Linked DNA regions of Homo sapiens: all the other regions are linked to region 1. Evidence: chromatin loops called from intact Hi-C (ENCODE). Cell type or tissue: PC-3. All regions are shown on one strand. Region 1 has its middle 180 kb from the start of LINC00494. Region 2 holds the start of LOC105372637 (a long non-coding RNA gene). Region 3 has its middle 11 kb from the start of LINC01523. Region 4 holds the start of LOC105372636 (a long non-coding RNA gene). Region 5 holds the start of LOC124904921 (a long non-coding RNA gene).

What was found. A loop is a pair of places that touch in the nucleus more often than their neighbours do. Peaks named below come from ENCODE experiments on the same cell type or tissue, not always from the same donor. Only the 100,000 strongest peaks of a DNase experiment are listed, where the experiment ranks them.
Region 2: it touches region 1 in a loop (6-fold over the local background); 3 of 110 quality-filtered maps call a loop at or near these places.
Region 3: it touches region 1 in a loop (3-fold over the local background); 4 of 110 quality-filtered maps call a loop at or near these places.
Region 4: a loop joins it to region 1, with 7 times the contacts of the local background. A loop is called at or near these places in 9 of 110 quality-filtered maps.
Region 5: it touches region 1 in a loop (8-fold over the local background); 12 of 110 quality-filtered maps call a loop at or near these places.

Annotation. Positions count from the first base shown.
Region 1 is chr20:48,178,355-48,183,354 of GRCh38, reverse strand. No RefSeq gene overlaps it. Among named protein-coding and RNA genes, the nearest start is that of LINC00494, 180 kb to the left of the region's middle. In PC-3, no CTCF peak of the experiment used is centred here; DNase peaks (open chromatin) are centred at 2,524 and 3,114; H3K4me3 peaks cover 510 bases; H3K27ac peaks cover 2,374 bases.
Region 2 is chr20:47,947,415-47,952,414 of GRCh38, reverse strand. LOC105372637 (a long non-coding RNA gene) reads right to left here and starts at 1,605. Exons shown (of 7, transcript XR_936793.2): 1 at 1,491-1,605; 2 at 570-658. RefSeq lists enhancers at 1-6, 619-1,178. In PC-3, a CTCF peak has its summit at 2,290; DNase peaks (open chromatin) are centred at 784, 2,144 and 3,004; H3K27ac peaks cover 3,832 bases.
Region 3 is chr20:47,969,499-47,974,498 of GRCh38, reverse strand. No RefSeq gene overlaps it. Among named protein-coding and RNA genes, the nearest start is that of LINC01523, 11 kb to the left of the region's middle. RefSeq lists enhancers at 3,319-3,818, 3,819-4,320. In PC-3, a CTCF peak has its summit at 2,097; a DNase peak (open chromatin) is centred at 878; H3K27ac peaks cover 4,459 bases.
Region 4 is chr20:47,841,932-47,846,931 of GRCh38, reverse strand. LOC105372636 (a long non-coding RNA gene) reads left to right here and starts at 3,663. Exons shown (of 3, transcript XR_936785.3): 1 at 3,663-3,753; 2 at 4,575-4,792. RefSeq lists a silencer at 4,720-4,920. In PC-3, no CTCF peak of the experiment used is centred here; DNase peaks (open chromatin) are centred at 2,191, 2,531 and 4,701; H3K27ac peaks cover 4,610 bases.
Region 5 is chr20:47,793,337-47,798,336 of GRCh38, reverse strand. LOC124904921 (a long non-coding RNA gene) reads left to right here and starts at 1,088. Exons shown (of 3, transcript XR_007067619.1): 1 at 1,088-1,179; 2 at 1,297-1,393. All of the region lies in intron 1 of LOC107985401 (a long non-coding RNA gene), which reads right to left. In PC-3, no CTCF peak of the experiment used is centred here; a DNase peak (open chromatin) is centred at 2,846; H3K4me3 peaks cover 178 bases; H3K27ac peaks cover 2,995 bases.

The sequences.
Region 1 (5,000 bases):
GAGATGGGAATGTCAGGGTTGGGCAGGCTGAAAAGGTCCCTCGATGTCACGGCACCATTGGTGTTAATCTGCAAGCAAACATGGGATACTTAGCTAAGAAGGGAGACCTTTAACACGGCCACGAAACCCGAATATCCAAGTCATTAGAGTGGGAAAGGAAAAAGATCACCACCCGTTGGTGCAGTGCCAGTCCTCAGGCCAAAGCTCGATGGAAGGAAGAACTTTCTAGAACCATGTGCAAAATGAAACAGGCCATCTTGCAAAGGAGGAAACTCTGTTATTCCCAAGGTTCGAACCATGGCTGTGAGTTTGCAGGGATACTGTAGACAGGGTTTTATCTTTAGGAGGGCTAAGCTCCTCTAGTGTTTTCCAAACATCTCTCACAATTTTATCCATTTCCCTTTGCACCATCTGTACTGTAATCTATGAAACATTTTTATTTGCCTACATCTGTGTGTTTTACTTATATACATGGATTTAAAAGAAATATATACTTTCCAGGGGCTAGGGGCAGGGAGGGAGTGAGGAGTTGCAGAGGGTATACAGTTTCCATTCAGAAGATAAACAAATTCTGGAGGTGGATGTGGTAATAGTTGCACAACAGTGTGAAAGCATCTAATGCCACTGATCTTTCCACCTAAAATAGTGAAAATGATAAATTTTGTGATACGTATATTTTGCCACAATACAAAAAAAAATTTCACTGAAAAGAAAAAATAAGAAAATACACACATGTAAATGTCATCATCATAAAATGGAAAACCAGAATCATTTCCCTAAATAGAAGGAAATAGTAAGAACAAAAGCAGTAAGAAGAAAATATTGATAGTAAATTCTAGCCGAATACCCACAGAGCACTGTGATCCTGATAACCTGACCTCTGATTTTTCAAATGAGTATTAGCAAGGGCTATGAAATTTATTAAAATGTATTAGCATTAACCTTTGACTTTCTCCTTGATGAGGTTGAAAGAGAATTGATCTGGGAAGAAGTTTTTCTTGGTATGAGTCAATGTTATTCTTGGTCAGGGTCTAACTCCCTAAAGTCATCTTTGAAGCCCCAGCAGTTTTTTTTTATTGTCTTCCCTCAATTTCCAAGGAAGAGCTGATGTTGGAAGAATTGGGAGAACTAAGAGGGTGGGACATTGGGCCTTTTTCCTCCTTTTACCCTTTTCCTCTTTTAACTAAATAGCTTAGTGTCGATCCGTTTTCATCATGGACGTTCCCACAGACTTTAGATTTTATTTGACAAAAGAGGTCTGTGGCTCTAAAAAAAAAATGTGTCTGGAAACTATTGGTCTCAATCTGGGAAGATGCTGCTAACTTTAAGATTCCAGGATTCGTCATAATCATGATTATTCTCATTCTCAAAGTAAACATACCCAATTTCCTTCTGTTTTTTTTTTCTTTTTTTTTTTTTTTTTTTTTTTTTACAATTTTAAATGTTTTTCAGACCAAATTTTCCTTGCTTCAAATACGCTTCCCTTTTTTCTTGTAATGAACCCTATTTTCCTGGGCGAGCCACCCCTCCTCCACTCCCTGTGCAGGTAGTTTTGTTGAGTCCAGGGCTATGATGTGACCTGGGTCTGACCAATCAGAAGTCTCTATCCCATGACCACAGTGATTGGTTAAGATATGCACATGTGACCCAGTTAAAGTTACTAAAGGCCAATTCTCAGGTATCGGCCTCAGTAACTGCAGGAGCAGTGCTCTCTTTCCACTGCAGTTGCTGAGAAGTTACGATGCTGAGCTGGAGCAGCCGCTGGCCACCTTCATACGAGTGAACATCTACCCTAAAATATAGCCAACTCAGGGGAATGCACAGTTTAAAAATAGAGAAAAAGAGCCACATGGTGACATCCTTTGAGTTCCTGGATCCAGCCACACCCAAAGCAAAAATCCCCATCCTGCTTCAAGTCTGTGATTCAATGAAACACTTGGTTGGATTAAACCAACTGGGGTAGGATTTTCTGTCACTTGCAACCACAGAATCCTGATGGATACAAGACACTCTTTCTCATAGAGCCTCTCTTGAAGCTGCTATTTGATTACTGCATGGTCTTCTAAATAGTAAATATAAAATATCACACTTGGAAAGAACCCAACTTTTAGGCCTTTGGTGGGTAGATTTTTTCCTGAGGATTCAAGTCAGCAGCCTAGAGACCATCGTGTGTCAAGGTCTTAACCTCAGACACTCGCTCTTCTTTGTTACTTTAAAGCTGTCTAATGTAGAAACCCCTGAGATGCTGCTCCATAGACATGAGAAGACAGAGTCCTCGGGCCCTGCGCAAGGTCTGAGGCCCATCACCAGCTCAGCTTCTGCCCTTTTGCAAAACACTGGTCTTTTTGTCTCTGATGATGTGAGTCCATTGCTCACATATCTGGCTGTTTCATCCAAAAAAAAATATTTTACTTTTGGCTTAAAAGCCCATCTCAACATAAACATCGGAGCTCCCGAATGTTGCTCTAACAGCTTGACAACTCTGTAGGTGTAGAGCTGGCTGCCCGCCAATCCAAATTTTTCTGCTTCTTTCTTTTAATATAAACAGAGCCTTTGAAGAACTGTGGATTCATTGAATGAACAAATGAACTTGTTTACATAAAACATGCAGGAGGAAATTTCCACTGTGCTTCAACATATAATTTCAGTCTGTTTTTGGATGGGCTGGTGCATTATGGAGATTGTTTTTCTAGACCAGGATGCTGTCCTCCATATGGTGGCCTCATTGTTCACTCCAGTCGGTAAGTTCAAGGTTTAGCTATGAGGGGAGAAGGGGTACAAAATTAAATTCTGCTATGTTGGTTCACAAAGAACAGACTCGAGTTTGGAAGACCCCTGACCAATTATAGGAAAGAAAGAAATGGAAATGTGTTTTTTTCTTAGTGTATGATGTTTTATAGAAACAGAAGCAAAGGTCTTCTGGCCGGCTCTTCTGACCCTCCACTCCAAATATGCACCCTGAATCTAGTGATTTACATTAATTTGTAGAAGTTAAAACAAGCGAGGAGGTCGCTCAGGATGGGTTGGGTAGGATGATTAATGATAGTTTTATGTCATTTCAAGAAAATAAACATTGCTTTTCACAGGCTTTGTGTGCAGCCCTATGAATCATCTCTTGGTTAATAAAGAGGCTCCTCCCATCACTCTATTTGCTGGTGACAAATCACTTTAGGAGGGGGTGACAGGAGTTTTCAGAAAATGCCTTGTGTGATGATGTGAAATCCAGAGATAGAATATGCCGGTGGAAAGTTCAGGGAGGATGAGAGGGTGTGTATTAGTCTGTTCTCATGCTGCTAATAAAGATACACCCAATACTGCATAATTTATAAAGGAAAGAGGTTTAATGGACCCACAGTTCCACATGGCTGGGGAGGCCTCACAATCATGCAGGAAGGCAAATGAGGAGCGAAGTCACTTCTTACATGGTGGCAGGCAAGACAGCTTGTGTAGGGGAACTCTTCTTTATAAAACCATCAAATCTCATGAGACTTATTCACTATCATGAGAACAACGCGGGAAAGACCTGCCCCATGATTTAATTATCTCCCACTGGGTCCCTCCCATGACACATGGGACTTATGGGAACTACAATTCAAGATGAGATTTGGGTGGGGAAACAGCCAAACCATATCAGATGGTGTGGGCATGAGATGCCGGTGGTGGGGGATGTGTGGTATGGGGAGGTCTTGGGAGGAGGTGGCCATGCCAACACACCCTTGGAGGATATTGGTACATCCATGGGTCTGCAAAGGTCTCACACATTGGTAATCACCAAGGTGGATGTAGGAAATGCTCCTGTTTCCTCCCCTATTGTTACCAATGAGGACTTTTTATCATGAGTTGATGGCGAGCTGGTTTGATCAGTAGTTGGAAGCGGTAAAGTCTACTTATAAAATATATAAACAAGCCCTCTTGCAAGGAGTTACATTTTATTCTTTATTTCCTGTGAATGGTTTATAAATTAATACCTCTAGGATGCTACCTTCTGGGACACCAAAATCAAATCACAGAGTTCTTTAAAAAGTCTTCACATTTCAGCTTCAGCTAAGGGCCTACTTGTGCTCCTCCAGCCAAGCCAGATAAAAATTTAAATGATGATAATAATAATAACAGACTACATTTAGTGCCACGCACTGTTCTGAGCATTTCTGCACTTTAATTCAATCATTACAACAACTATGTAAGGACCACTTAGTCCTATTTTGCCAGTGAGGAAACTGAGGCACAAGCAAATTCAGCACCTGGCCCACAGTAATGGATCTAATAAAGGATGGAGCCAGGATTGGAACCTGAGTGGATGTTAGGGCCTTAGATGAGATTGAAAAAAAAAAAAGAGTGAGCCAAGAGCTTCAGTCTTTACTGAATAAAGGGGACTGAGTGGGATGTTTCCAGATGAGGGGCGGAGAATGTTGGACGGGAGTTAAAGACACATGGCAAGAGCTTCAAGCAAGATGTGCTTTTGAAATAGGAAGAAGGAAAGTGATATATTGATTGTCATGAAAAACAGAGAGGGGGCTGACCCTGCCTCTAGACTTGGAGCGCCTGAATTGTGAGGGAAACAAAGAGAGCTTCCTTGGAGAGGGGCTGCTTGTCCTCAAAGAGAGTCAGATTACAGGCAAGGCTGGTCCGTGGAGGGACTGGGAGAGTCATCTGGAGATGTTAGGGAGAAGGGGGGATTGTTGATAAAATAATTGTCTTAAAGATTTTAGGAGGCAGAGAAGATAATAGTGGACGGAAGGGTCAGATGAAGCAAAAATTAGGAGAGAGGGTAAAAAATTGTGTTGATAGAGACAAGAACTAACTTACAGATAAAAGGAATCTCTCAAGGAAAAAAAAGACAATGCAGCAAGGGAGCAATACAAATACCGAAAATAATAATTCAAAAAAACTTCCAAAAACAAAACCTTGGAAATTATTTGTTAAAAGAGCAGGCTGCATCCTGTGAATAGTGACCCATCATGACCAACACCAAGTTCAAGTAAAATTGCTGGACTTTAAAG
Region 2 (5,000 bases), 230 kb after region 1:
CCCTCATGTCCCGGCTGCAAGTCCAAGGCTGGAAAACCAGGCGGGCCTCCGTGGAGGCTGCTCCTTCCCCATCGGGCCTCCGCCATCTGGTTGGGGCATCTCAGACTGAGGAGCAGGAAGTGTGACTGTCACAGGCCAACGCCTGCTGACAAATCTCCCAGCCCAGGTGGTGGCCTGTGGTGGGCTTCCCAGTGCAAGTGGAGGCGGCTTTGGCAAGGGGCTTCTCTCCCCTTTCAATTTCCTGCTGGTTCTGCCCACATGAAACTGAGCTGGTTGGCTGGGCTTCCTTTACTCTATTTGGTTATCTTACTCTCTGAATAAAAGATGAAAAGTCAAAACATATGCATAATGCAGAATTATAACACTTGGATTTGTTTAACTTTATCTTTGCCGCTTCTCGAGTGTTCTTGCACCTAAAGCACACCATTGCATAGAAAAAGACATGCTTTGGAGAAAGTGATATGACTCCTGCTTCCAGGAATGAAAGACATTTTTCATTCAGCTGTTGACATGTGTGAGTCTGCGTATGTGTGTATATGTGTGTGTCATGTCTATGTATGAGTACTGACCATGTCTTTTATTTTCAGTATTCTGATGCTCTGACATTTCCAGGCCTTGCCGACCCTGGACAGCGTGCTCTTCCCATGCCTGCCAATTCCTAAGAGACAGGAAACAACTCATCTGGAGCATGTCTTGCAAATGAAAAACAAATCAAGAGCCCACACGCCCCAACCACCTCTTTTATTGGGCTCTCCCTCTCCAGGGCCAGGTACCAGACAACTAGGAACAGCCCCTATGTCCCAGAGCCTGCTGAAGTGACTCACACTCACAACCCTGAGCCTGGTGACTGCCTATCCATTCATTCCTCAATAAAGTCTCTTGCTCATGTCTCACTTCCTCCCTCTTCCTCTTGAAAGGAAGCGTTCCCCATGTGGCCCTGCAGAGCACGGTTCCCGGGTTCCCAGGGTTCCCCATGTGGCCCTGCAGAGCACGGTTCCCGGGTTCCCGGGTTCCCCATGTGGTCCTGCAAAGCACGGTTCCCGGGTTCCCAGGGTTCCCCATGTGGCCCTGCAGAGCACGGTTCCCGGGTTCCCAGGTTCCCCGTGTGGCCCTGCAGAGCACGGTTCCCCGGGTTCCCCGTGTGGCCCTGCAGAGCACGGTTCCCCGGGTTCCCCGTGTGGCCCTGCAGAGCACGGTTCCCCAGGTTCCCCATGTGGCCCTGCAGAGCACGGTTCCCGTGTTCCCGGGTTCCTAGGTTCCCCGTGTGGCCCCGCAGAGCACAGTTCCCGGGTTCCCAGTGTTCCCCATGTGGCCCTGCAGAGCACGGTTCCCGGGTTCCCCGTGCGGACCGCAGAGCACGGTTCCCGGGTTCCCAGGGTTCCCCGTGCGGCCCCGCAGAGCATGCCATGTCTCCCGTTTCTCGGGACCTAGAATGTAATGAATGTCTTCCCGGATGACAGTACTTTCTGTGTCTGGGGGTCTTACCATACCTGATTAAAACAAATCCCTGATGAATAGAGTGAGTCTCTGTATCCCATTCTGCGGGCATGCACACAACAAATACACACATATTCACAGAGTCCCTTATGTGTGCTCAGACATGTGAACTTTGCATCACAAAACCACTGAGTGATGTCAGAGGCGCCATGAATCATAATGGCAGCTCCTGGCCTGGTATCCAAGAGACCTCAACACGCTGCTAAGTCACTGTTCCCCGCTATGAGAACCGGTCACTCTCTTTGAGCCTCCAGTTGAAGGGAACTAAATTAATCTAGGATGACCCATATTGTGCAGCAGCTAATGACCCAGTTCACCTCTGGTTAATTTTCTGCTTCTGGGTGTCCTGGGAACGGGTGGTGTTTACTCCACTTGGGACAAACCTTTATTAATGAGCCGGAGTGTTGGCTGCTCTAGGCTGAGTGTTTTAATAGAAATCGGCCCATGGGCCAGGGCGTGCTGAAGTTGCAGAATATGAATAAGGCCATTTTCTTTACCCTCTCTCCTCTGCCTTGATTTGCATGACTAAGCTTTTATGCCTTTTAAAAAAAAAATGTGTTTGTTTGTTTCTTGATTGTCGCTCCATCTCCTATGGAGGAAACAAATTACTTACTCACCAGGCAGGGACCTCAGTTTGGCAGAAGTCCAGGTCTGTTCCTCCAGCAAAGGGGAGTAAGACAGCCACACTCAACGCTAGTAGGGACAATTCCAGGAGAGCTGACATGGCCCAGGATGTGGGCTAAATGATTACACAGGTCCCCAGCAGACTCCTTAAGAGGGAAAATACTCCCTCTTAAGGAGTCCTAGCAAAGGATAGCAGTTGGGAGAGGACAGAAAAGAGTCCTTCCTTGTAAAATGTGGCTCAAACTAACAAAGAGCTCCAAGGTGTCTCTCAGTGAGGCTATGGGTTTCCTATGGAAAGAGAAGATGTTGCTAATTCTTTGTAGATGTGTGATTCTCGACTCTGTCAGAGTCAATGCCAGGCTTTTAACACAAATACTTTATCACTTTCCCTTTACTCAACTGAAATGAAATTCATAGAAAATATAACCTAGCTACAGGCATTTTCTTAAACAATGTAATTTCCCCAGAGGGATATAAAGAGAAAAAGAAAGGAATTTATAATAAAACAAAACATAGTTCAACATGTAAGTGCCCTAGTGATATGGTTTGGCTGTGTCCCCACCTAAATCTCACGTTGAACTGTAGCTCCCATAATATCCACGTGTCATGGAAGGGAACTGGGGGGAGGTCACTGAATCACGGGGGTGGTTACCTCCATACTTTTCTCGTGACAGTAAATGAGTTCTCAGGATAATCTGATGGTTTTATAAGGGGCTTTTCCCCCACTTCACTCTGCACTTCTCCTTGCTGCCACCATGTGAAGGAGGACAAGCCTGCTTCCCCTTCCGCCTTGATTGTAAGTTTCCTGAGGCATCCCCAGCCCTGCAGAGCTGTGAGTCAGTTAAGCCTCTTTCCTTTATAAATTACCCAGTCTCGGGTGTTTCTTCATAGCAGCCTGAGAAGACTAATACACCTGGCATTACTAAGGTAGACCGTGTAATTATGTCATCAGATGCTTGAACTTGGATGCAGAATCACAGTGAACGAAGTCACAGATGCGGACTGACTACAGCTGTACTGTTCTGGGCAACTCAGACACCACAAGAGGCTCTGCCATTGGTAAGGTGATTTTTTTCAAACAGGTGAGCAACATTGAATAAATCCTGAAAAGAACAGAGTACAATCTTCCCGTAGTTTACACCATGGGAACAGTGTGGTAAAACTCAGTTTAAAACAGTAAAAAAAATAAAATAAAATAAAAATTATTTCTATGTAAAATGGATTTCAGTTCTGGGCTCAGATCATTTCAAGCAGCTTTTTAACCTATGTGAACATCCAACAAGGCATTCAAAATTAGTGCCAATGCATGAAGCAGCAGCAGCAGTGGTGGGCTTCAGAGGATGATCCCAGAGCTAATCCCTTGGGCAGGTGTGGGTGTCCCATGTTTAGGTGATGAAATGCATCCAGAGAGAGAAGACACTCACCCAAGACCTCACAGCCAGAAAGGGCCAGAGCTGAAATAAAATTCTGTGGGACTCTAACCCCAGTGTGGTTTCCTGCCTTTCTTCTAATGTCCCTTGGCAGATCCTACAGCAGCCCAGCAAATCTCACAGTCCCCATTACAAGACTGACCCATTCTGTCTTGGAACCTGAACCTGAACTTGAAGAGGAGGACCACCTTGACCACTGTCTATTAATAGACGGTTGGAGCGGGTGTGGATGCTATCAGACCCTTGCGTGGATCCCCCTTACTGAGCATGTGCAACTATGTTGGTTTTTTGTTTTGAGACAGAGTCTTGCTCTTGTTGCCCAGGCTGGAGTGCAATGGCACAATCTCAGCTCACTGCAACCTCCGCCCCTCCCAGGTTCAAGTGATTCTCCTGCCTCCGACTCCCAAGTATCTGGGATTACAAGTACCCGCCACCATGCCCAGCTAATTTTTTGAATTTTTAATAGAGACGGGGTTTCACCTTGTTGGCCAGGCTGGTCTTGAACTCCTGACTTCAGGTGATCCTCCTGCCTCGGCCTCCCAAAGTGCTGGGATTACAGGCATGAGCCACCGCGCCCGGCCTGCCCCAGCCGTTTTGAGTGGTGTCTGAAAATGGCTCACAGGTGTCCCCCTCCCCAGAGTACTGCCCTAGGCCACATGAGAACTTCCTTGTCCAATAAGCTGCAACCCCCATGCTCATCCTAGGGCAGCCCATAGCCAATGACTAGCATGGAGATGCAAATGCCAGCCCCCTGCCTCAGACTGGGACCTCTGGGGTACAGTTCATGCTCCCGGGCTTTCCATGGGACCAGGCTGAAGTTACTCTCCTTCCTTGCTTAGCTTTTTTTTCCTGACCTATTCTGCACCCTCACTCCCTTCTCTCAGGAGTAGCTTCTCAATAAGTCACATGCATAAGCCATCTGTCATAGGCTCTGCTTCTAGGAAACCTGACCTAATACAGGGTCAAGACAGAAACCAAGAGCCTAGTCAGGAGACTACTGCAATAGTCAGTTGAGAGATGATGATGGCTTGGACCAAAATGGCAACAGTGGAGATGGAGAGAAGGGATTGATGACTTTAGAATATTAGTGACTGTGTTAGGTGCTCTTCCTGTATACCAATAAGCTAAGCCAGGGGTCAGCAAATGACCTTCTACAAGAAGCTCTAAACCCCATCCATAGGAAGGGGCCCTTTTCCAAGCTTGTCCTTCCTAGGGTTCATTCTCTTAGCCTTAGGGAGCCATATATACTTTTTAAAATATTCTACAGTTATTCTTTTATCATAGTTTAATATTTACTTACGTAACATTTTCTCTGTTTAAATCACTGTGTGGTTTTTATCCCCTGATTGGGCCCAGGCTGCTATCCCAAGTGGATGGAACCCAGCAAGAAACAAACTTGATGAAGAATAAATGTAAAGTCTCAGGTTCAGCATTATAGAATGAAATTTA
Region 3 (5,000 bases), 210 kb after region 1:
ATCCCCTGGTAGGAGAGTAGATGACTTCCAGGAGCACATAGAGGGGGCAGAGGCTGCGGGCTGACCCTTGATACCCCTCATCCCCTACATTTCACATTGGAAATCCCAAAGTTTAGCTGCCCGGACCAAAGCTGAATTTCCCATTCTGCCTTGCAGCTGGTGTGTACCTTCCCAGTGTACCCTTAAATGAATGGGTACGCTCCACTTGCCCTTCTCCTCTTCCCTCCTGTCTGATGTGACTTGCACCTCCTCGGACCAGGTAGACAAAAACAGCCTTTGTCAATGACAGATCACAGGACTGGAGTGTCGAGGCTCAGCCCCGGGAGCTGCCCAACCAGCCAGGGGGCCCCCACGCCGGGGCTGTCACATGGGATAGAAGCAAACCTCTGGCTCGTGAAGTCATGGGTATTTTGGGGTCTGATGAATTTACTTACAAGTAAATATGGGAAGTATATTTTTATATCAATAGTTATTTATTCACTTCAATATCCATTGGAGAAAAATATCTCAACTAGTGGATTCACCCCTGCGATTCCACTAGGTGAACCCACCAGCAATCCTGGGGACGCTGAGGACCCTCCCTCCTCAGCACATGGCCCTCCTGACTGTTGGGGGAGCCAGCATGAAGCCCCCGTCGCCGACCGGCAGGCCCGAGCTCCTGGACTCAGCATTGACCGACACTGACTCTGTTCCCACAGCAGCCGCTTTGTTCGTCTCCTTTGTGGACACTTAGCTCAGCGCCTGTGCTGCTCGGCTGTGACCTGACCTTCGAGGGTCACCTCCTGAATTCACTCGCTGTGACCTGTGCTGCGGACCCCGTCAGGAAGCTCCTGGTCTCCCCCGGCCCCTCCCCCGCCTCATTTGCACAAAAGGCCTCATTGTTCTGCAGGGTCTGACTCAGACCTGCCCTGGTTTCAGTTTCCGCAAACACCCAGCACTGGCTTTGGGTCAGGGGTCACTCTGGAGTGAACGGGGCGCCCTGAGCAACCCCACATCGCTGTGTGATCCCGGCTCATCCACAGGAAGCCCCGGCCCAGGGACCCAAATGGGTCCCAGAAGTGGACCAGATGCAGCGCCGACGGTGATGTGGGGACGCCGGCATCTCCAACAGTGGGAAAGAGGAAACTTTCTACTTTTCATTAACCCCGTCCTCTTCTCCCCCAGGGTTACGGGGACACAGTGTCTTCACTGGCCATGTTGGAACGTTCTGGGGAGTGAAGGGAACGTCCCCAAGAGCATTGACTTGACCTTCGCTTTGGCTGAGATTTGAAATTCTCTTCTTATCAATCTCTATATCTGTACACGCAGGAGTCTGTTTTACATCCAGCCATCCCTGTGACCTCGGGCGAGTTCCTTACCTTGTGTTTTCTCATCTGTAAAGTGGGTATAATGACCACCGCACGGCCTCGCATGCTTGTCAGAACCAAATCAGACAATGCACGAAGACCCGTTGGCCCGGAAAGCTGCAGCTGGGCCCTGACGATGCCACGCTGTCCATCTGGGGAGGGGAAGTTCATTGCTAATTCGACTCAAAGGAGGAAAAATGCACGTCCCCCTGAGCTGAAAGAAGGAACGAAGCCAAGTCCATCAGGCCACCGGGTCTCCTTAGGCTGAGGAAATGGACAATGAGGGCGACATCGAAACTGCAGAGAGCAGCAAAGCCCTTCACTACTGCTGCCCGAACCCTGCAGCGGCTCCTACAGCCACCACGGGTCACTGGGCCAGGAGCAAGTTGGGGAACAGCCACATCACCATCCAGGGAAGCCCCCGGAATGGTGGATTTGCTAACAGCAGCCACACAGACACCTCACCTCACGCCAGGCTGCTGAGCTCAGCGGGGGGCACGATTGCCCAAGCAGGGGTGGGGCAGGGCAAGGCAGACCGAGTCACACGGTGGGAAAAGCCAAAAAAAAAACCTGCCTGATTTGGTAAAATGCCAGAAAACTGCGTGAACTGGGCATTTGAAAGTAAGTTTTTAAGGCGTAGCCATTTGTTGGGGTTTTTTTGCCCCGTACTCTCCTGTCTCCCTCCTCGCCACACAATAAACTGTGTCCAAGGCAGCCGCCCTCCCGCTGCCAGGACGTGCGAGGCAGGAAGGTCAGGAGCTCTGCTGTGAGGGCGCCACCCGGCTTCCGGTTTGTGCATGAAAACCCGGCTCAGCTTTTCCATTCCGTGAAGACTGGGCTTCTCCAGGCTGCTCGGTAAATAATCACGGATTCCACTGGGAATAGGAAACGTCCCCACAGCCCCATCTCCATTGTGCACCCAACCTCCAGGTGTTTTCAATCTCTCAAAGAGCCCCGACGCCTGAAATTTAACAACTAAAATCTTATTTTTCATTTCCTGAGATTCTCTTGGTGGAATCAGGCAGCCTGGCGGTGCGCAGCACCTAGGGTGGCTCATGATGAAAAATCCAGAGGGGACTTTGCCTTCCTGCATGTCCTTTTGTCACCAGAACCCAGGGACCAGCAGGACCCAAAGCTCCCTGCGGGATCAGCTGGGTCTGGGAATCACTGTCCTGGGCCCAGTTGGACTTTTCGGATGAGGCCGGTGTTTGGCACCTGGGCTGGGCAGGTGGGAAGGACAGAGGCACTGATGGAGAGAGGGAGGAGAAGGGGATTCATGGCGGTCCTGGGGGAACCCCACGGGTGCCTTTGGCCTCTCCCTGGTCTGTCTGCCCCTCAGGATGGTTAAACTGTCCCCTGAAAGTTCCCCATTGGGCAAGTCCAGCAAGCCTGAGCCAGGCCTGTGATCTCAGGGTGGGTGGAGCTCTAGAAGGCCTGGCCCTCGCTCCTGGAGTCCACATTCACCCTCAAGGCAGTGAACGGCGCCCCACTGCGCATCTACTCACTAACCAGGCATGGGATGGTTTCCATGGTTCCTGTGTCTTAGACCAGCTCGCTCACGGTGACATGAGATGCCCTGAGACCCCGCCATGGTGCAGAGTGACATTAATGCATTAAATTAGCAGCCTCTGCAACACAAACACATTTCCATGTGGAGCCTGTGACGTTCTTTGGTAAAAGGGATCATTACGTGTTTGCAAACATTCCATAAGCTGAGGAAGGGCCTCAGGTTCTGACAAGTGATGAATGGGAAAATTAGAGGCTTCAGGAAAATGCAAATATCATCCTTTGTAATTCTGTCCCTTGGCAGGAAATAAAAAAAGGTTTCCCCAAAGCACCGAGGCATTCCTTCTATTAAACGCCAGGAAGAATGGCTGTGACTCTTTCAGGCACTTGCACGGATCTTGATTTGTCTTCCACAGCCTCCCCAATGCCCTGGCAATGTGTGGGAGAGAAGCCTGTGATTTCAGCGGACTGTCCTCTAATTCAGCCTTTCTCACCTTTAATTCATGATCAACCCCTAAGGAACCTTCATAGAGGTTTTTTTCTTACTCACCCCCACCATGAATTTAATACTACAGAAATACCGCAAAATGGTTTATGCACTGTGCCTACATCTGTATTTTTACATAATGAGAGAAAAATCTTTTCACCTCCAGGAACCAGCTCTGGCCCTCTTGGGAGCAGTATTCCCCGCTGAGGAAGCATGTGCTCATTCCTTCTTTTGTTCATTCGTTCAAATGTGCAGAAAACTGTGTATCTGGTGTAAATTCTGGGCCCTGGAAGGAGGTGTGGGAGCTGCCTGGGGCCTGGGGGCAGAGCGATGCAGGAGAGGGGATAGCGAGGACAGAGTCCAGAGACACGAGGGGAGGGATGAGGCTGAGGAGCAGCCAGGAGCCCCGTGTGGCTGGGGCCAAGGGGTGTTAGAAGATGAGGCCAGAGGGGTGATGAGTCACAGTGGGGCAGAGAGAGAGATGGGTCATCTCAGGCCTTAGGCGACCCTGTGAAGACTTCAGCTTTTACTCTGAGGGAAGTGGGAGCCATTGGAGGGTTTGAGCAGAGACAGGATGTGGTCTGGTTTACTTTTTAATGGGATTCTGTGTCTGAGGACAGGTTGGGGGTGTGGGGCAACAGCTGGAGCAGCAAGACCAACAGGGAGGCCAGGTGGAGGTGATGGTGACCGGAGCCATGTGGTCAAAGTGGAGGAGGTGAGGGAGTCCAATACTGCAGATCCCTTGCAGGTAGAGCTGCCAGGACTTGCTGATGGATGAGAAGCGGAGTGTGGAAGGCAGGGAAGAGTGGAGGATGACTCCCAGGTGTTGGCCTGAGAGCTGGGAGGGTGGGGCTGCGATTTACAGAGATGAGGAAGACTGCGGGAGGACTGTGCTCTGACAAGGCCCTCTGCTGACTCTGAGAGACACAGGAGAGCGGGACAGAGAGGATGAGGGTGACTCTTAGTAGATTTATTACATTCTCCCAGCAGATCCAAGTACATAATTTTCACAGCCTGTGCAAAATGAAAATGTAGGCCACATGCTCAAAAGCAAGAACAAAATGTCATTATAGGTACTAAAATAAGAAAGCTTTTGCTTTCTTTCTGCAGTCTGTCTCTTGACCTGTCATGGTGTTTATTATTTGCTACTCAATGTTGCGTTCCCTCGGATATGACGATGTTTGTAGGGTAGCTCAGACCCCCCACAGTCAAGCCCTTTCAGGGGCAGAAGGTGAAAGCAGTCACCAGCAGGGTTATTCTCCTGAGTAGCATCTCCAGGGTGGCACCTTTTCAGTAGCCTTTTCCAAAGGAATGAGTTAGTATGACAGTTGTCACAACTTCAATGAAAAGCAGCCAGCGCAATGGGAGATGGGAGAATGAACCATCAGTGATGGGAATATGAGACACCTGGGGAAGGTCAAGGGCTAGCAGATCCTTTATATGGGCTCAGCGCTTCTACAACCTGCAGCAAGGTTCAGCCCCCACCATGGCCCCTCTCCACAGTGGCCCCGCCTTCATTCTGGCCACACCCCCATCCTGGCTACGCCCCTGCATGACCCTGGCCCCTGCCTTGTTTGGCCCTGCCCCACTTTGGCCCTGCCCCTGTCAAAACCATGTCCGTCTCCCCCCAGCAAATCTGGTCACACCTCCAGGCTGTCAGG
Region 4 (5,000 bases), 340 kb after region 1:
CATAGTGGCCAAGACCCCGTCCCTGGTCTGGCTCTGCGAACAGCCTCCAGGAGAAACTGCCAAGCCGCTGGGACTCGTGGCAGCTGCTCAAGCTGGCAAGTTCTTTCTTGCAAATTGAGATCCAGGCTGCAATCTGGGCTGGCTCTGCACATTCTGGGTGCCCGTTATCTGCTGGTTGGAGCTGCCTGGACACCTCTGAGGGCTGCTTGTGCATGGGTGGGGGCTGCTTTTGAACACATGGCTGTCCCATGGGCCGCGCCTTCTCCACTTCTTCTGGCCTGATTAAATGATGGTTATTGCAGGGAGGATGCAGGGCCAAGCATCCTCTTATGCAGCACCATGAGATGCGGGGTGTCCAGTGTCCCAGGAGAAATTCCAGCCTCATTTCCCTCTGAGACACTGGGAAGAGGCCACGTGCAGTCTCAGTGCCCGGATCCCAGGTGCGTAGTCTGAGTCTGCATGAGGTGCCAAGGTCTGGCCCTGGGCTGTGTGGGATGAGATTGAAGTGTGTCTGATGGGAGGGCCCAGGTCGCACCCACCAGGTGCCAAGAGTGCACAGATGTAGACGCCAGTGCCTGCCCAAGTCACCCAAAACGGAGAAAGGGAGGCGCTGGGAAGCCCTCGGGCCAGAGGCTGATGACGTGGAATCCTCGAGGGGACTGCCTGCTGCTCAGGGTAGAAGGGGACATCCTAATGCGGCACCCATGACAGCCCCCCACCATTCCTGCCCCTCAGACCCACTGTCCCTGGAGACCTGCAGAGGGAACCACTGCTGAAGAGAAGGCGTCTCCGTCACTTGCTTTGTCTCCCCTTGGTCACCACAAAGACAGATGCTCCCAGCCCTCAGGTGACAAGCTTGTGTTTCTGCCCCCTTCTGATACCCCTGCTCTACGGGTGTGGCCACTGCTCCTGGCTTGCAGTGTCTGTGCGGCTATGACAGCCCAGGTTCCTCTCAGGGCGGGTGTCCCTCCTGCAGAAAGCTCACCCTGTCTCCTGGGCCCTGGCCCTGCTCCTGGACAGAGGAGGGAAGGACTGGGGTGGTGGCTGATGGATTCTCAGGTCACCTTTTTCCTGTATTCCCCTGGGCTCTTCCTTCAGAGCCTCCACCCTGCACCCTGATGACTCACTGCATCTCATGTAGGAAGCCCCCGGTGACATCTCATGCCCTGTACACAGGTCCCTGCAGCCTGGGCCCCTCCTCAGCTCTGCTGCCTCTGGCGGAAACCCCACTTTCACCCCTCCCTCCTTACGTCTGGCGGGGATTGCAGGGGGCTTGTTGGAGGGAAGCCACATGTGAGACCCACATGACACACCAACCTCCCACTGTGCAGACCGCACCCCATCTATTTTCTTCCGTCCCTTCTGCAGTCAACACAGCCCTGGCTCTGCATTCGGCCCTCTCTTCACAGGGCTGTGTCTGGGCAGATGGGGCTGGAAAACAACTTGCTGGGCCCAGCTGGGGTGTGTTGTGGATGTCACAGCCCGGCCTGTGCAACAGGAGGCTCCAGGATCCCTTTAGGGGTAGGGTAGGGGGCGGGGGAATGCAGGTTAAATGGGATGGGCAGGGGCAGGCAGGCAACAGGGGTGATTAATTTTTCTCAAAGCGTTGCCAGGCTACCTTTCAATTCCTTGTCTGTGGCCCAGGCCAAGGAAAGCAAATGTTCTGCTGCCAACCTGGCTTGTCTTTTAATCATACCCTTTGCTTGTCAGTTTAGACACCCTGGTATATTCTCATTGCTTTTTAGCAATCTTTGCAACTTGCTGGACTTTTCCACCCAAATAGGAACAGTAGATCATGTGTACTGTGTGCCAGGCACTGTGCTAAATGCATTAGCTATTTCAATCCTCACAATAGCCCTATGAGATGGGCACTATCATTATCCTTATTCTGTAGACGAGGAAATTCGCACAGAGAGGTTAATTAATTAGCCCAGAGTCACTCAGCTAGTGAGTGGCAGAGCTGAGATTTGAACCTAGGCAGCCTGGCTTCAGGGTCTATGCTCTTAATCTCTCACTGTAGGGGCTCTTAAGTGAGTTTCCAGCTTCCATGGCTTCAGTTGAAGGGACTTCTCTGTGGAGGCAGGGCTAGGAGGAATTTTATCCATGGGTCCTACAGCAGCCATCTAGAAGGATGGGATTGGCTGTGACTCAGACTCTACCCTTGGTGCTGCCTCTGCCTGGAGCTCTGTCCCCTGGCTCATCCCAGGATCTGCTCCGTCTCCCTCCTCAGGACTCAAGTGCAGCATTGCAGAGGATGTTTGCTGAGCACCTGCTATCTGCCAGGCACTGTGCTAGGTGCAGGGGATCTTGCAACAAACAAAATTCCTGCTTTTATGGAGCACACATTCAGTAAGTGGAGAGGGATAAACAAATCAGTGAAAGGTATGCATGTCAGCTGCTAATCCATGCTACAGGGAGACATTCAGCAGGCTTGGGGATAGGAAGCTCCAGGTATGTGGGAGGGTGTGTTAGCTTCCTGTGGTTGCTATGACGAATCACCACCAACCTGATAGCTTCACACAACACATATGGACTCTCTCCTAGCTCTGGAGGTCAGGAGTCTGCCGTCAGTTTCACTGGGCTAAGTCAAGGTGTCAACAGGGCTGGCTCCTGCTGGATGCCCTGAGGGCAGGACTCTTTGCATTTTCAGTGTCTGTATTTCCTTCCTTCTTTCCTTCCTTTCTTTGTTTCTTCCTTTCTTCCTTTCTTTCTTTCTTTTTCTTTCTTTCTCCCTTCCCTTCTCTTCCTTTCCTTTCTTTCCTTCCTCCCTTCCTTTCTCCCTTCTCTTTCTCCTCCCTTTCATTCCCCTTCCCTCCTTCCCTTCCCTTCCTTCTCCTCCCCTCCCCTCCTCTTTCTTTCTTTCTCTTTCTTTCCTTCTTTCTTCTCTCCCTCTCTTTCTCTTTCTCCCTCCCCTTCCCTCTCCTTCCCTCCCTCCCTCCCTCCCTCCTTCCCTTCCCTTCCTTCCCCTTCCCCTTCCACTTCCCCCTTCCCTTCCCTTCCCTTCCCCTTCCTTCCTTCCTTCCTTTTTTTTCCTCTCTGTCTTTGTCTCTTTCTTTTTTTTAGAGACAGAGTCTCGCTCTGTCACCCAGGCTAGAGTGCAGTGGTGCAATCTTGGCTCACTGCAGCCTCTGCCTCCTGGGTTCAAGTGATTCTCCTGCCTCGGCTTCCCAAGTAGCTGAGACTACAGATGCGCACCACCAGGTCCAGCTAATGTTTTTTGTATTATTAGTAGACACAGGGTTTCACCATGTTGGCCAGGCTGGTCTTGAAATCCTGACCTCAAGTGATCTACCCGCCTCGGCCTCCCAAAGTGCTGGTCTGGCCTGTATTTTCTTTTGAGCCCCTCATACTCCTGGGAGCGTGGCTCCTTCCTCCATCCTCAAGCACATGATTCCAGTCTCTGCCCTGTCACTACAGCTCCTCTGACTCAGACCCTCCTGCCCTCCTCTTATAAAGACCCTGTGATTACACTGGGCCCACCCAGGTCATCCAGAGTCATCTTTCCATCTCAAGATCCTTCACTTTACACCAGCAAAGCGCCTTTGCAATGGACATACACACAGGGCCCAGGGGTTTTAATGTGGACACATATGGGGGGCCCTTGTTCAGCCCCCTATGGAAGGTGGTTGTTGATTTTCAGTAGGATGGTCAGGGAAGACCCTGCTGAGAAGCCACCATTTGAGCCAAGACTGGAGGAGCTGAGGCTGCGGGCCAGGATGACATCGAGGGTGGAGCCTTCCAGGCAAAAAAACAGTGAGTACAAAGCCAGCAACAGGTGTGCTGGCATGTTCCCGGAAAACCGGGGAGGGAGCCACAGCTGCGGCCGAGTGAGGAGAGGAGCAGCGGGAGGTGAGGCCAGAGAAGCCTTGGAGGCAGAAGCTGCGGGCCTCATGGTTATCATGAAGCTCCGGGTTTTACTCTGAGTACGCGGGAGCCATGGAGAGTTCTGAGCAGAGGAAGCACAGGACCTGACCTGGGTTTCACAGGCTTCCTCTGGCTGCTGTGTGGAAAATAGGTAAATAGGGCAAGAGTGGAAGAAGGGAGGCCTGTCGGGAAGCTTTTGCACAATGGCCCGGGTGAGAAAGACTCATGGCTTGGAGCAGATGCTGGGATGTGTCCCCCACATCCCCTTTCAGGAGCAGGCACGCATGCCCCACTGCCCAGGGGGTTGCCTGCTGAGAGCTCACAGCTGAGACCCTCCCCAGAAAATGCCCCTGGCTGACAGGAGCTGCTTTGCCCAGTCACCCTTCCTGGGGTCCCTCCATCTCCAAAGACTAGTAGTAAACACAGGGGTCTAAAGGTCCAGCCCCTTGACTCAATTCTTCGCAGTTCTGAAGGGCCGTCTTCACTGCAGACTTCCTCGAAGGATGGATTGCAAAGTCATGTGTAGAGTGTGCAGGGCTCGGGTGAATGTCTATATGTCTCTCTATATTTTAGGATCGCTGTCTACATTAGCAATTTGTTTAAAAATATATTTCAAAATTCCTGTGCCCACGTGAGGTCTAGTGATTTATCCATGAAGGTATAGAATAACGGATAGAGAAGGGATACTTATGTGGTTTGTTGTCCGACAGATCGTGTGAAAGTTTTTCGTCATGTCCAGGCACCACCTCTTCCCGGTCAGGCCCACGTTACATACGAGGACAATGGAACAAGTCAAAGGCAAAGCAACACGTCCCCCTGTAAAAACTGTCAGTGTAACCGTCCACTTCCGTATCTGTCCAGTCACTTAACAAACATTGACGGACCACCTTTAAACACAGGCTGCTGTGCTGGTGTCTGGGACACAGCGGTGAGTAAGAGCCATCTGATCTCATGACACTCTCAGGAAGTTCCAGTCTATGAGGATGGACAGCATGCAGGTCAACACATAAACATCATTCAGACTGTGAAAAATACAACAAAGGACACAGATTGGGAGATGGGATAAAGAGTCATGGGGGTGGAGCTACTGTCTCATTTTGGGTGGTCTGGGAAGGCCTCTCTGAGGAGGTGACATG
Region 5 (5,000 bases), 390 kb after region 1:
CAGGCTGGAGCACAGTGGCACAATCATGGCTCACTGCAGCCTTGACCTCCTGGGCTCAAGCGATCCTCCCAGCTCAGCCTCCCAAGTGGCTGGAACTACAGGCACGTGCACCCATACCCAGTTAACCTATGGTTTTGTTTTGCTTTTGGCAGAGACAGGGTTTTGCCATGTTGCCCATGCTCAAACTCCTGAGCTCAAGTGATCCACCGGCCTTGGCCTCCTCCCAAAGTGCTGGGATTACAGGTGTGAGCCACCAGGCCCAGCCATGTTTCTTAAAAAAAAAAAAAAGTTTAATTTTAAAGAAGTTTATTATTTCATTTCTATGGACATGGAAAAAAATGTTGAGTTATGATACAATATACAAACATAAAATTTACCATCTTAAACATTCATTTATAGACACTTGAGTTGCTTTCACCTTTTGGCTATTGTGAATAACGCTGCTATGAGCATGGGAGACAAATCTCTCTTCAAGTCCCTGTTTTTCAGTTCTTCGGGGTACATACCTAGAAGCGGGATGGCTGGATCATATGGTGATTCTATGTTCAATTTTTTGAGGAACTGCCATATTGTTTTCCACAGTGGCTGCACCCAAAGGTTTTACGTTCCCACCAACAGTGTACAAGAGTTCTAATTTCCCCATAGCCTCACCAACACTTGTGATTTTCTGGTTTTTGACAGTAGCCATCGTAAAGGGTGTAAGTTGGTCTGGCCAAGGTTTTTGAACTACAGATGTCACAAAGATACAGAGCAAGAAAAGGACTTATGCAACATCATAATAAGCCAGGGAGATGTTCTGGTCATACCTACATCATTATCAACCTCATGAACTTGGATCAGTTGGGGGTGCTCTTGGCTACAAGTAGCAATGTTATGAAAGCATTTGCTGTCTTGTTAATAAGAACTCCCTGGGCTGGTCTTTTCTGCTCAGTCAGGCTCAGCCGATTGGTGACAGTGACATTGCCCTTCCTGGCCATACGTTGACTCTTCAATGCCATGCATATGTGCGCTCAGGACCACACATAGAGCAGCAGGAAGGGGGCATGAGGCAGGCCCCCTCCTTCCAAGATTCTGGCCTTTTTAACAGGAAGAAAGTGACTTCCCCAAAACCCAGCAAATACTTCCTGACATCTCATTGGCAAGAAGCAGTCAAGTGCCCACGCATATGACTGGCGCAGGGTAAGCGGTGCTAGTTAAAGCAGGGATGGCTGGGCCCCACCCACAGAGTTTCCGATTCAGTGGGACTGGGATGGGGCCCAAGATTTGGCATTTCTAACAAGTTCCCCGGTGATGCAGATGCTGCCAGTCCAGGGACAACACTTCGAGGACCACTGGCTTCAGTGATCTTGAGCTGGGTACGTGACCACCCAAACCAATCAAAGGGAAAAAGGAGGTAGGTGGTGGAAAATACAAGACTTTCTGTCACAAACTCTGTGGAGCTCACTTGTATCTTTTTTGCTCACTAGACTCTAGGCCCCCTGGGAGCAAGGGGTCACGAAAGTCACCTTTTTGGGCCTTGGGGTCTTGATACAGTTACTGTGACTTGGTGGCAACTTTAAACAGATTTTTCAAATGAGTGGATAAATGAACATGTCACCAAAGATGTCCAAGGCTGCTGCACCCTCAAGTCACCTTGATCAAAACACCCTCCTGGAACCCATGCAGGCAGCCTCCAAAACACAAAGCAGGCTGGGCACAGTGGCTCATACCTGTAATCCCAGCACTTTGGGAGGCCGAGGTGGGCAAATCACGAGGTCAGGAGTTTGAGACCAGCCTGGCCAACGGGGTGAAACCCCATCTCTACTAAAAATACAAAAAATTAGCTGGGCGTGGTGGCAGGCGCCTGTAATCCCAGCTACTCAGGAGGCTGAGGCAGGAGAATCACTTGAACCCAGGAGGCGGAGGTTGCAGTCAGCCGAGATCGCACCACTGCACTCCAGCCCGGGCGACAAAGCAAGACTCAAAAAAAAAAAAAAAAAAAAAAAAAAACAACAACAACAAAAAAAAAAAAAACACAAAACACAAAGCAGCCCCTTCTCTACCAGGACAGCAGCTCCCCTACAAAGCAGCTCAGGTGTCTTCCCTGTCAGCCTGTCCTCCCGGGGAGGCTGGCTCCCTGCTCTGCAGTGACACTGCAGGGTCAGAACTCAGCCTGTGGATAACCCAAGAACAATGCCTGTTTGGGGGTCTTCACCGCTGACACAGAGAGCCTGTGGCCATCCATCCCAAATAGTGTCTGTTAGTTGCCCACTGGGATGTGGTCCCTTGTTGAAGTCAAAGAAACAAGCCCTTAATTCACTAATCGCCTAAACAGACACCACCGGCTGAGAACTCCAATAGCCAGGCGTGTGATGCCTTATGACCCTGAGTGAATGCAGCTGCAAACAGCCAGTACCTGTTACATATTCCTTAGCCACAGGGGAAACTTCTGGAAGGTTGCTAGCATGGAATATGATTAATGAAGAAGAAAATGCCTTATCCTTCTGTTCTACATTCACACTCACATGTGATCCACGCAGTGGTCCTGAAAGGATCCAAGGCTGGGGGAGATCTGGGAGTCCGTTTACCGACAAGGATCTGCTACTCAGAGCTGACGTCCCATATATGTGCAGTGAATATTCAATCAGCAGTAGCTGTGATACTCATAAATCACTCGCTCTGAGGTGAAGGGGAACCGACTAGGATAAGCCAGGCTCACCCCAGAGGCCTCTGCTGCAAGCCTGGTTGGCAGCCCAGCCCTTGTGGGTACCAGGACCTGCCAGAGCCACAGACGACCGGATATAAGCACAAATTGATGAGTCACCCAAGAGCCATCGCAGGGTGAGGACAGACCTGGGTGCCAAGTGGGCAGCGATTCCATCAAGTCCTGGCAGAGGACCAGGCTGTGACGGACAGAAGACACTGCTCAGGTCAGACTCACGTGGCAAGGCAAGGTCTTGCTGGAAGGCAGGCAAGGAAATGCTCCAGCAGGAGCCCAGCAGAGACCGGCCCTGGGTGCTGATCAGGACCAAGCTGGCCCCAGCCTCTGTCCAGGGTTGTACAGGGCTCAGGGAGCTGCGCCAAGGTGGAACAAGAGTAGAGGCCGGGGGCGGTGGCTCACGCCTGTAACCCCAGTACTTTGGGAGGCCGAGGTGGGCAGATCACTTGAGGTCAGGAGTTTGAGACCAGCCTGGCCAACATGGCGAAACCCCATCTCTACTAAAAATACAAAAATTAGCTGGGCGTGGTGGCGTGTGCCTGTAATCCCAGCTACTTGGGAGGCTGAGGCAGAATTGCTTGAACCAGGAAGTCGGAGGTTGCAGGGAGCCGAGATCACACCCCTGCACTCCACCCTGGGCGACAGAGCAAGACTCCATCTCAAAAATAAATAAATAAATAAAAGAGTCAAAGCCCTGGGTCCTCTTCTCCCCTGTGTTAGCCTTACTATGTGTTCTTGGGGGTGGTGCTTCACTCCTCTGGAACAGTGAGCCTCACATACCTGACTCTGGGCCATGCAGGGGCCAGGCTGGGCCTCCTCACACCCACTGACTCCCTGCTAGCAACCCCAGTTCCCATCTCCCATCCCCCCACCCTAACTTCCAGGGCAGATAGGATGTATGCACTGGGGAGTGGACACAGTGCTCTCTCCAGCCAGGTGGAAATGGGACCAGCACCTCCCTCGTCACCCCCTCCCCAGACACTGTCCACAGCCCAGATGGGCTTTCATGCACCTCGGCAGCCGGCCTCCCACCCTCTCCCCACCACCGCAACCAAAACTGCTTCTGTGGATGCCTACTGGCATGTTTTGAAGTTACCTACACATTTATTTCAGGGTCAACTAGTCCTGAGCACCTCTGGGGAAACCTTATACCACTCTCCTTTTCCCCCAGGACTCCCCAGGGAGCGGGAGTTCTCAGCCCTGGCGCAGGCTGGAGCCACCTAGGCAGCTTTGAAAACCACCCATGCCCGTAAGGGATGGAACTGGGATGCTGAAAATGTTCCAAAACCAGATGACAGTAATGGTTGCACAACTTGGGACATTTAAAAATCATTCAATGGTACACTTAAGATGGGTGAATTTTATGGTATGCAAATTATACCTCAATAAACTTGTTTTTAAAAAAAAAAATACCCAGGCCTGGATCTATCACTGAACCATTAAATCAGAATCTCTGATTTGGGGCCTGGGCTGAGATTCCTGCTCTGGTGTCACCGTGGGGACATCTCTTTCCACTGTCACCATCACTCATTCACCCTGGGAGAAGAGGAGTGACCCCCCGCCCCCCCCGCCGCCCCAACTCATTGATGGGCATATCCATTTCCTAGAGCAGTTATAACAATAACCATGAACTGGGTGACTCAGAACAGCAGTAATTGACTCTCTCATAGTTCCGGAGGCCAGAAGTCCAAAATCAAGGTGCCAGCAGGGCCACACTCCTCCAAAGGCTCCAGGGAGGGTCTTTCCAGCTGCTGGTGGCTGCCAGAAGCATCACTCTGATCTCTGTCTCCTCCTTCACATGAACTTCTTCCCTGTATCTCTACGTCCCCACTCTCTCTGTCTCTTTTTTTTTTTTTTTTTTTTTTGTGAGAGAGTCCCGTTCTGTCACCCAAGCTGGAGTGCAATGGCGCAATCTTGGCTCACTGCAATCTCTGCCTCCTGGATTCAAGTGATTCTCCTGCCTCAGCCTCCCTAGTAGCTGGGATTACAGGTGCACACCACCAAGCCCAGCTACTTTTTATATTTTTAATAGAGGTGGGATTTCACCATGTTGGCCAGGCTGGTCTCAAACTCCTGACCTCAAGTGATCCACCCATCTTGGTCTCCCAAGTGTTGGGTTTACAGGCATGAGCGACCATGCCTGGCCCCCACTTTCTCTTCTTAGAAGGATACCAATCATTGGATTAGGGTCCACCCTAATCTAAGTATTACACCCTCATCTTAACTATCTGCAGCTGCAAGGTCCCCAATTCCACATAAGGTCACATTCTGAGTTTCTGGATTGGCATGAATTGGGGCGGGG